Regions from separate parts of the Homo sapiens genome. Here region 1 is linked to region 2. A link is a contact called in ENCODE Hi-C or POLR2A ChIA-PET data. All regions are on one chromosome and are shown on one strand. Each heading gives the region's core, a stretch centred on a gene start or an enhancer-like site at or near the end of the contact. The rest is flanking DNA. Distances are from core to core; before and after follow the strand shown. Region 1 has its middle 92 kb from the start of MIR4475. Region 2 overlaps MELK (maternal embryonic leucine zipper kinase).

Region 1 (5,508 bases), core at 1,165-3,664, 66 kb after region 2:
TTGTTCAGCAAATGCTTCCAAGTTCCTCCTTTGTGTCTGGGCTATGTTAGGGGGCTGGAGACACAGTGTTTGCCTGCAAAAAATGCACAGGCTAGATAGGGCCAAAGAACTGGCCATAGGTTACTACCATACAGAGGACAGAGAGGGGCACAGAGAAAAGCCTTCAGATGTTTAATTATTAGGCTATTGCTGGGCTTTCAAACCCCTGATCCTCATCTGTCTAGATAAAGAGCATAAATAGATGTATACTGGGTTGAATAGCATCCCTCCCTAACACTTGTCCACCCAGAACCTGTGAATGCAATACAGGGTCTTTGCAGATGTAATCAAGTAAAGATGAGGTCATGCTAGTGGGCCCTAATCCAATGATGGGTGTCCTTATAAGACGAGGAGACAGAGACCCAGAGAGACATGCAGAGGGGAAGGCCATGTGAAGGCACTCATAAGTCCCAGAATGGCGGGGATTGCCAGGAACCACCAGCAATTAGAAGAGGCAAGGAAGGATTTCTCCCCTGGAGAGACCATGGCTAGCTGACACCTTAATTTTGGACTTTGGGCCTCCAGAGATACGGGACAATACATTGATGTTGTTCTAAGCCACCCAGTTTGTGGTAATTTGTTGCAGCAGCCCTTGGAAACTAATGCAACAAACTTCTTGAGGATGAAAGTTAGCAAACTGAGGAGTACTCGGAATCCAAGTGAGTGAGTGTGTGTGTGTGTGTGTGTGTGTGTCAGGGTGGGAGGAGCTGGAAGTTTCAAGTTACAGCTTCATCTTGGCTGACTGGCTGTGTGTCCTTGGGTAAGTCCCTTCCTTCCCCTCTCTGGGCATTGGTTTCTTGGCCTATATAGGAAGACATTAGACTAGCCCAGTAGCCTTTGCAATTCATTCTGCTGCTGTTTCATTTCCGAAAACTGCATTCTTTGGGACCATGACAAAACCTTTTTTTGTCCTTTTTTAAAGAATCTGGACCCTTTTTTTTTCTCAAACAAAAGTAAACATATTGCCCCGCATATAAATGAGCACAGCTAAGCTGTGCCAGGCACAGGGTTCTGGGGCTGGTGAAGTACTTTTGGGATTTCCTGACCCTTCTCCAAGAACACCAAGGTTGTGCTGGATCCTGTACTGGCCCCTCTGGCATTCAGAAGGTGACATATGATGTCAAATAACTGTGGGTAATCCCAGAGTGAGTCCCTTTCTTCATGATTTAACAGGAAGGTTTATTTAGTCCTTGGGGTTTATGAGTTTGGGATCACAGAGCTTTTATGTGGACTCAGGAAGGGTGAGTGTATCAGTTTCCTGTGGCTGCTGTAACAAATGGCCACAGAGCTGGTGGCTTCAAACAACCGAAATTTATTCTCTTGTAGTTCTGGAGGCCAGAAGCCTCAAATCAGTCTCACCGGGTGGAAACGGAGGTGCTGGTGGAGCCATGCTCTCTCCACAGGCTCTAAGGGAGATTCCTTTCCTCGTGGCTTCCAGAACCTGGCGACTGCCTGTGTTCCTGGCTTGGGGCCACATCTCTCCAATCTCTGCTTCTGTGGCCACACTACCATTTCCTCTGCCTGTGTTACATCTCCCCCTACCTCTGTCTTATGAGGACACTTGTGACTGTATTTATCCCCTGCCCCCAGATAATCGAGGATCATCTATCTCATTTTCAATTTATCCACATCTGCAGAGTCTATTTTGCTGTATAAGGTAAGTGCACAGTCTAATCTGGGAATTAGACCCTGATACTGGGGCCATCATTCAGTGCACTGTAGAAGGTGATATATCCATGATGAAGCCCATGGCAGAGACCAACTCTGTCAGTCTCCTCTCTTATTCTCATTACTCCCACCCTCCCTCTCTGCCCAGGAAAGAAGCTATAGAAGGCATTTGGAACCCTTTTTTGGGTAAGGGGCGGAGGCGGGGAGGGAGGAGGCTGTGGCATTGTTTGCCGGCCAACCTCCTGGGCAGCTCCTGCTGAGCTGAGGACACAGGAAGGCAGAGCCATTCCCATGGAGAAATAGAACAAGGCCCAACCTGGCAGCCATGTCTGGAGGCAGCCCTTTGTCAAAAGTTCATCTGACCAGGGAGAGAAATTGCATACTCAGAGTTAGATCTTGTGCAAGGAGCTTCCCCATGCCATGTAATCCTCTCAAGAACCCTCTGAGACAGAGGTTATTAGGACCACTTTACAGATGAGAAAACAGGCTCTGGGAAGGAAAGTGACTTTCCAAGCTACATAGTGTTAAAAGAAAAACTTCAGCTGAATTAAATGTAAAGGAATTTAATTGAGCAATGAACGATTCGAGAATCGTGCAGCTCCCAGAATCACAGCAGATTTGGAGAGACTCCAGGGATGCCTCCTGGTCAGAACAAATTTATAGACAACAAAAGGGAAGTGACGTACAGAAATCGAAAGTGAGGTACAGAAACAGTTGATTGCTCACAGTTTGGCGTTTGCCTTATTTGAACACAGTTTAAACACTTAGTGGTCTATGAGTGGTTGAAGTATGCCGCTGGGATTGGACAAAACTCAGCTGTTGTTACAGGCACATACTCCTAAGTTAGGTTTTCAATCTTGTCAGCCTGTTAAGCTAGGTTACAGTTTGTCCACAAGGACTCAGATATAGAAGTATGGAGTTCTGGCTGGGTGCGGTGGCTCACATCTGCAATCCCAGCACTTTGGGAGGCTGAGGTGGGTAGACCACTTGAGGTCAGGAGTTCGAGACCAGCCTGGCTAATATGGTGAAATCCTGTTGCTTCCAAAAATGTAAAAAATTAGCCAGGCGTGATGGTGCGTGCCTGTAATCCCAGCTACTCAGGAGGCTGAGGCAGGAGAATCGCTTGAACCCGGGAGGCGGAGGTTGCAGTGAGCTGAGATTGTGCCACTGCCCTCCAGCCTGGGTGATAGAGTGAGACTCCATGTCAAAAAAAAAAAAAAAAAAAAAAAAAGAAGGACGGAATTCTTCTCAGGCCATATTTAGTTTGCTTTAACAATAGCTAGTGAATGGTGGTGCTGGAGACCAAAGCCAGCACTGCCTGCAGGTTTCAGAATCTGTTTGGATCTGGGTTTCTGCTGCTCTGAGCTAAGCAGCATGCTGTGAGCATGGGGTCAGAGCACTGGACTCGGGTCTAGGAGTAGATCCTTCCCTTCTCAGTGGTTCTACTGTGGGCAGGTTATTCCAGTTCTCAGAGCCTCTGTTTCCTTGTCTGTAGAGCGGGCTGAGAATCCTTGACCTAAGCCCTGGGTTAAGAAGTTCCAGGGAACACATATTCAGGAAAGCCTTTGTACACCCACTGCCCACAGAGGAGGGGTTGATTGTAGTTCAGGTTTTCCTGGACCAGCAAGCTGTGGGTGGTCTTCCAGGAGGAACGGTGCTGAGAACAGGGGTTGTGGGTCTGGCCCCGACAAGGTTAACAGACCCCTCCAAAGGTACCTGGCAGGCAGGGAGGTGCCTCCAAAGCAGTCTAGCTCTAGGGGACGGCCATTCAGGGTAATTCAACAGACATTCATTCACTGGGTAGCCATTCTGGGACAAGCTCTGACTGGGTGATGATGACAAGACGTGGTGGTCTCCACTTTCAGTGACCTCTTCAAGAGAGATGGGCATGTACATAGTTGTAAGAGAAAACAGTGCAGGATCAGGCCCGGCGGAGTCATAAATAAGTACATGGGACACAGAACAGAGGCAGGGCCCGTGGGTGGGCAGTGACATTATGATCCACTATGTGGTCCGGTTTCTTCAGCTCCTCTGATTTGTTCATCACTCTCATCCTGGGGACAGAGAAAGAATAGTTATTATTGCCATAAATAACTTATTGCTTTAAAATTAAAAATGTAATGGCTACCACAGAGCATGTAGAAGATGCATATAAGCAAAAAGAAGATAAAAGGCATTTACAATCCCATTGCTCAGTTATCAATCTCATTACTCCATTGTCAATACTTTGGAGTATTTCTTTCAACTAATTTTTTTCCACAGATTTTACTCTGCACACTATTTTGTAGCCTTCTTTTTAGAAAACCTAACAACAAATAATTTTGTGTTACTAATGGTTTTGTGAACCTATGTGTTTAACTGGATATACAATATTCCATCAAATGGTTGTATCATACTTTAACCAGCCCCTAATGATCAGATATTTGGTTTGTTTCCTTTTTTTTTCACTATTGTAAGCAGAATCTGGAATAAAATTCCTGAAATTTTTACATCTTTAATTATTTCCTCCAGACAAATTCCATATATATATATATAAAATTTGAGACAGGGTTTTGTCGGGGCAAGGTGGCTGATGCCTGTAATCATAGCTCTTTGGGAGGCTGAGGCTAGGAGTTCAAGACCAACCTGGCCAACATGATGAAACCCCATCTCTACTAAAAATGCAAAAAATAAAAAATTAGCTTGGTGCCATGGCACTCGCCTGTAGTCCCAGCTACTCGGAAAGCTGAGGCATGAGAATCACTTGAACCCAGGAGGTGGAGGTTGCAGTGAGCCGAGATCGAGCCACTGTACTCCAGCCTGGGTGACAGAGTGAGACCCTGTCTCAAATATATATATTTGAGACAAGGTCTTTGTCACCCAGGCTGGAGTGCAGTGACATGATCATGGCCCACTGCAGCCTCACCTCCTGGGGGCAAATGATCCCCCCGTCTCAGCTCCCGAGTAGCTGGAATCACAGGAGTGCACTACCACACCCGATTGATTTTTTTGGATTTTTAGTAGAGACAAAGATGAGGTCCCGCTTTGTTGCCCAGGTTGATCTTGAACTCCTGGGTTCAAGCAATCCTCCTGCCTCAGCCTACCAAAGTGCTGGCATTACAGGAAATCCTCTAAACAAGTACCTATGTTTGGAGTTGCAGTGTCAAAGGCCAAGCTCGTTTTAAAGGCCAAATCTGCCCTGCACAAAAGTTGTCCTGATTTATATTTTCAGGGTTTGAGAGTGCCAATATCTCCCCACATTCACCAATGCTGGCTTATTATTACCTTTTAATCTTTGTCAATTTGATTATCAAAAAATGGTTTCTAACAGGTTTAATCTGTATTTCTAAGATTATTGGGGATTTTGAACAGTTTTTTCTATGTTTAAGGCCATACGTATGTGTATATTTCTCCATTCTCCCATCGGTGGGTTTGTGTTTCCCTGATAGATTTGTAGGACTCTGATGCACTAGGATGGAGGACGATGCCCCCCTCCCACTTTATTGCTGAGGAGGCTGAGGTTTGATGAGGGTAAATGACTTGCCCAAGGTCGCTTGGGCCAATAAGTACTAGATGGAGATCTCAGCCCTGGGCTTTGGAGTCACTCTCTAGTACTTTGTCCACTGCGTCACACTGATAGATGACCCTCTCCTATGGTTCTGGGGGAAAAAAATCAAGCCTGCCTTGTTTCAATTTAGTCTGGATTCTTAAAATAATCTATCCTGTAACATACAGTAGTGTTAGCAGAGAAAATATGTTCTGCCACTTATTGCTAAAGGAGCTGGAGATCCGCGGTGGGCTGTGACCCTTTAAGAGCGTGCC
Region 2 (5,673 bases), core at 1,807-4,306:
TTTATGTATCCAGTTCATGATTCATCATGCTTTCTATGTATGGGGATTTGTATTTTTAATCAATTTTTGAAAATTTCTTGAATAATATACTGCTTTTTCTTTTTCTCCTTTTCCTTGTTTCTTTTTTTTTTTCTTTTTGAGACAGAGTTTCTCTCTTCTTGCCCAGGCTGGAGTGCAATGGCACGATCTCAGCTTACTGCAACCTCTGCTTCCCAGGTTCAAGCGATTTTCCTACCTCAGCCTCCCGAGTAGCTGGGATTACAGGTGCCTGTCCCCATGCCCAGCTAATTTTTGTATTATTAGTAGAGACAGAGTTTCACCATGTTGGCCAGGCTGGTCTTGTACTCCTGACCTCAGGTGATCACATGACTTGGCCTCCCAAAGTGCTGGGATTACAGGTGTGAGCCAGCGCACCCAGCCTGCTTTTCTTTAAAACAATATTTATATAAATTTATAGAGTACAAGTACAATTTTCTTAGATGCATAGTGGTCAAGTGAGAGGTTTTAAGGTGTCAGCTGAATAATGTACATCGCACCCCTTAAGTAATTTCTCATCACCAACCCCCTTCCATCTCCTCACCCTTCCAAGTCTACATTTTCTATCATTCCACTCTCTACATCCACGTGTACACCCTTTTTTAGCACCCACTTATGAGTGAGAACATGCAATATTTGTCATTCTGTGTCTGGCTTGTTTCACTTAAGGTAACCTCCACTTCCATCCACCTTGTTGCAAAAGATAGGATTTCATTCTTTTTTATGGTTGAATAGTATTCTATCTGTGTGTCTGTCTGTCTATCTATCTCACATTTCCTTTATGCAGTCATCTGTTGATGGACACTTGGGTTGATTTTGTATCTTTGCTATTGTGAATAAGTACTGAGATAAATATACAAGTGCAGGTATGTTTTTGATGTATTGATTTCTTTTCCTTTGGGAAAAGAAGTAGAGGGAATTGCTGCTTTTGCATTGTCCATACTATGTATATCTGGAACTTAGAATAGCCTTATGTTAGACATTTTATTTCATTTTCTGTTTCCTTCAACCATCTTTCACGTATCGTATGTCTTTTTCTGTCTTGGCTACATTCAGAGTTATTTCGGATTTATATTTCTATTAAAATATCTCTATTTCTTTTATTCTGTTATTTGACATGTGCATTGCACTTTTCATTTTTATCATGTTTTTATTTCTAGAAGTTTTTATTCTTTTTCAAATCTATTTGAACAGTTTTGGTAGTCTTTTGTTCTTTACTCATGTTTTTGTTTCACTATTTTAAACATGCAAACATACTTATTTATGTTCTGTATTTGATAATTTTAATATCTGAAATCTTTATGCTCATAGTGCTTGTGTCTTTTGGAATTTTTTATGTAGGTTTATTTTTCTTTGAACTCTATGGGAATTATCTGAGGCTTGGGTTAAGGGCTTGAGTTGGGTTGGAGTGAAGCTTTTCTTTCAGGTAGGAGTTGTGCGTGCTTCTACCAGGTTCCTGGGGCACAACTTAGCATAGGACTACTTTAAGTTAAATTTAGGCTTGAGGTTTCTGGGACCATGCAGGTTGTATTAATTTGGACCTTTATTTATCTGAAGACTGGCCTGTGTTTACTTACAAATTATTAAAAGAAACTTCATTTTTCTCCTCCCTCAGAACCAAGACCAAGACACCCTTTTTCTTGCCTATTCCCTTTGAAGAGCAGATTTATATTTAACTCAGCCTTTAATTTTAGCTATAGCCCTTCCTGGCTTTACATGGGAGCTTTGGTTCTAACTCACCACCTTGCAGAGGCCCAAGGCTTCTGTGGCTGTAGAAACACATGCTATAGGTTATCAGAGGCAGAAGATAGCTGCCCTTAGGGCAGCAGAGAGTTTCAGCCTTGGTTACTCCTTTGGATTCATTCTCATGTTTTTAGTTTGGCCTCTCAGGATTTTACTTACTCTCTTGCAAGCTCAACCATAAATTTAAAAGGATTAAAAAGTATTTTTTATCCAATATTTCTGTTAGAGTAGTTTAACATGTTTTTTCTGCCCTAATTGCTGACTAAACTTTTTTTTTGGTACATGTCAGAGGCAAGCCGTGACTATCTAGGTATGGAAAGCATTTCTTAGTGATTGATTTGTGGCCATTCACAATATTGCCTAGGATCTGAGTATGTGTATACACTCAGCCTGTATCATGTTGAAAATTACTGTCAATAGAACAGACTAAAGTGATCTACATGTATTAAAGAAAACTATATATTTTCAAATTTCCTAATGTCAATAATATCCTTTTGATAATTCATTTTAATAAAAATAGTACAAGGTAGTTTGCAAATGATCAAGGAATGTTGTAAAGAAATTGACTTTTCTTCTTCAGTGTGCTTTATCTAGTAACTTTTTTTTTCCAGTTTACCAAGTACTGGACAGAATCAAATGGGGTGGAATCTAAATCATTAACTCCAGCCTTATGCAGAACACCTGCAAATAAATTAAAGAACAAAGAAAATGTATATACTCCTAAGTCTGCTGTAAAGAATGAAGAGTACTTTATGTTTCCTGAGCCAAAGACTCCAGTTAATAAGAACCAGCATAAGAGAGAAATACTCACTACGCCAAATCGTTACACTACACCCTCAAAAGGTATTTGCTAAGTGAATTAAGCAGTAAGAAGTTTCATTTTTCTTACCATGTTAAGTAAACATATAGCAGGTCAGAAATGACTAGCATTGCTTTCAGGAATTTCTAGGAGAAGTGAAGCTGTTTTTTATCATGTCATTTGCATTAGTTAAAATGAAAGCATATTTGTCAATTTCAATTTATTCTCAAATGATACCAAGTTTTTCCTCTTTTTCACGTTTATAAAATTGAATCATAGCATCCTAGGATATCAAAGCTGAAAGGCAAGTTAGAGCTCATTTAATCCAACTCCCTTTTTCACAGCTAAGAAACCTGAGACTCAGAAGGAGTGAAGTGATTTGCCCAAGGTCATATACCCAGGTTTAGACCTTTCATGCCCATTTACCCCGACTTATGACTCAAGCTGACGCCTCCGCTGAGCCTTTACTTATCTGGATCTCCAGTTGTGGTGTCTGGTCCTGTTCTGCCCTATGGTATTACTGCCTGTCCTCAGCAGGCAGGGTGAATCCATGATGCCCTTCCAGATATCTGTCTTTGTCCAGTTATCACAACTTCCTCATTTCCCTTGGTTTCCTCTTCAATTTAGTCATGAGCAGTTATTTAAACCATTTCCTTTATGATACTTCACTGTTTTGGTTGCTGGCCTCATCTGGACACATTCTATTTGATCAGACTGCCTCTTAGAATACAGTGCCTAGAACTAAACTGAGTTTTCTAGACTAGGTCTCACTAGGGTAGAGTGGTAAGTGTCATGACAGTAGAGACTCTCTGCCTTGTTTATTGCAGCATGGCATGGTCTGTAGTAGGGGCCATACCTGTCTGGTACATAGTACACAGTACTAGACCTGATGCCTAGTACATAATAGGGGCCATATTTATGTAATGAATTAATAAATTAGAGCCCAAAGGAATTTTATTTACAGTGATCCTGTTTATGTCACTTTAAAAAATGTTACCTAAACTTTATTAGCCTTTTTCCCCCCACCAATTGTGACCTTCTCAAGTTTCAAGATTCTAACAAACCTAAACTCTGGAGCATTGCCATGTGAACTGCTGGGAAACCACATCCTGCCATTGTGCTTCTAGTGTACTAATGGAGCTCATAGCCAGTTTGAGGGGTTAACTTCTTGTCTATAAAGATATTACGGAAGACTTTGCCAGAATATTTGCTAGAAGTCCCATTTTTATGTTAACGTCATTTTCCATTTCATCAACTCAAATAACACTTTCCGCCAAAATGTGAGGCCAGTTTGGTGTCCTGATGATGTCTGTGTTTGTGTGTGTGTGTGTGTGTGTGTGTGTGTGTGTGTGTGTGTGTGTGTGTGTGTGATGGTGTGTGTGTGGGGGGGTGCGGTGGCGCTGCCTGTGGTTGTTATGAGAATTCAGTGAGATAGCCTCTACCCTGCAATGGTAGCTGCTATTGCATTCTTTCCCAATGAAAGGGTCTCTTTCTGTTCTGTTGTTTCTCTTACTGTAAATACAGTACCCTTTGTGACTCATGAGATTGGGCAGGGAGATAAAACGGACCTCAGCTCACCTTAGCTCATTCAACGATCTTTTTTTTCCCCTTTTTTTCTTTTTTTTTTAATTTCTTTGAGTTGGAGTCTTGCTCTGTTGCCCAGGCTGGAGTGCAGTGGTGCGATCTCGGCTCACTGCAACCTCTGCCTCCTGGGTTCAAGCGATTCTCCTGCCTCAGCCTCCCTAGTAGCTGGGATTACAGGCGCCTGCTACCACGCTCAGCTAATTTTCGTATTTTTAGTGAAGACAGGGCTTCACCATATTGGTCAGGCTGGTCTCAAACTCCTGACCTCAGGTGATCTGCCCTCTTCAGCCTCCCAAATTTCTGGGATTATAGGCGTGGGCCATTGTGCCCGGCCCAGGGCTTTTTTATTTAAAAAAAATTTTAATGCCATAATCCCTTCCATTATTGACATTTTTTACTTTTTGTGTAACTCTGAAGGTTTTGCAATATGGGTAGTTTGGAATTTATTTTATAATCTTGAAATATTATCAGTTGACATATGTTGTCATGACGAGAAAGATTGTGTTGGTCAAAGCTATTATTGGTTGTTTCTTTTTAAACACGAGCCACTTAAGGAAGCAAGTGGCTGAAGCCATGATTGTTAGCTTCCACTGGCACTTTGCATTTTTCTTTCTTTTCTTTTTTCTCTTCTCTCCTCTTCTCTTCTCTTTTCTTCTTTTTTTTGAGACAGAGTTTCACTCTTGTTGCCCAGGCTGGAGTGCAGTGGCATGATCTTGCCTCACTGCAACCTTCGCCTCCCAGGTTCAAGAGATTCTCCTGCCTCAGCCTCCTGAGTAGCTGGGATTACAGGTGCGCACCACCATGCCCGGTTAATTTTTTGTATTTTTAGTAGAGATGGGGTTTCAACATGTTGGGCAGGCTGCTCTCGAAACTCTTGACCTCAGGTGATCCACCTGCCTCGGCCTCCCAAAGTGCTGGGATTACGGGGGTGAGCCCACCATGCCCAGACCTGCATTTTACTTTCATTGTGAGTTATTTTTGACATAAACATAAATTTCATTTTCGTCACTCCTACACAATGCAGGCATTGGCAGTTTGTTGAAGGGCAGTTCTGTATGGTGATAGATACTGTCTGTATACAAAGATGAAAACTGTTTTTATAAATATTTCTGATTGCTCTTATTTTCTTGTTCTTGTGGAAAGTGAGAATGTAGCCAAATAGTCATAAACAAAACCAAGCCCCTAATCTCTTTTAAAATTTTGATATTATATCTTTGTTTTTATAGTGTGAATATTATCTCTAAAGGGTATAAAACTTTTAGATCATGAGCTAATCAGTATAACCAGATTCGTTAGTACAAATTTGTCATAAACTATCTGGAATGCAAATACCCTACTTAGAATAAAACACAAAATTCTGGAACAGGGAATATAAAAAATAATCAAAGCTTACATCTCTTTTTTTTTCCGAGATGAAGTCTTGCTCTGTCTCCCAGGCTGGAGTGCAATGGCGCGATCTCGGCTCACTGCAACATCTGCCTACTGGGTTCAAGGGATTCTTCTGCCTCAGC

Evidence for each region. Hi-C counts contacts between places; a loop is a spot of excess contacts on that map. ChIA-PET counts read pairs that join two places held with the same protein, here RNA polymerase II (POLR2A). Pooled maps may share reads with other maps.
Region 1: a map of endothelial cell of umbilical vein shows a loop between it and region 2 (2.6-fold over the local background). The contact joins two enhancer-like sites. A Hi-C loop is called at or near these places in 1 of 168 maps with a recorded cell type or tissue (endothelial cell of umbilical vein), 4 of 37 single-sample maps with no recorded cell type and 5 of 50 pooled maps. POLR2A ChIA-PET finds 5 or more read pairs at or near these places in 4 of 52 experiments (HEK293, OCI-LY7, activated CD4-positive, alpha-beta T cell and 1 more).

The regions. Positions count from the first base shown.
Region 1 is chr9:36,729,322-36,734,829 of GRCh38, forward strand. No RefSeq gene overlaps it. Among named protein-coding and RNA genes, the nearest start is that of MIR4475, 92 kb to the right of the region's middle. Within about 2 kb of position 2,415, at least 3 of the 41 ENCODE cell types and tissues checked have a DNase peak (open chromatin) inside an H3K27ac peak, as active enhancers do; they include OCI-LY7, where a contact is called at or near this core.
Region 2 is chr9:36,662,960-36,668,632 of GRCh38, forward strand. MELK (maternal embryonic leucine zipper kinase) reads left to right here. Exons shown (of 18, transcript NM_014791.4): 14 at 2,391-2,622. Among named protein-coding and RNA genes, the nearest start is that of MELK, 93 kb to the left of the region's middle. RefSeq lists an enhancer at 3,105-3,204. Within about 2 kb of position 3,057, at least 3 of the 41 ENCODE cell types and tissues checked have a DNase peak (open chromatin) inside an H3K27ac peak, as active enhancers do; they include OCI-LY7, where a contact is called at or near this core.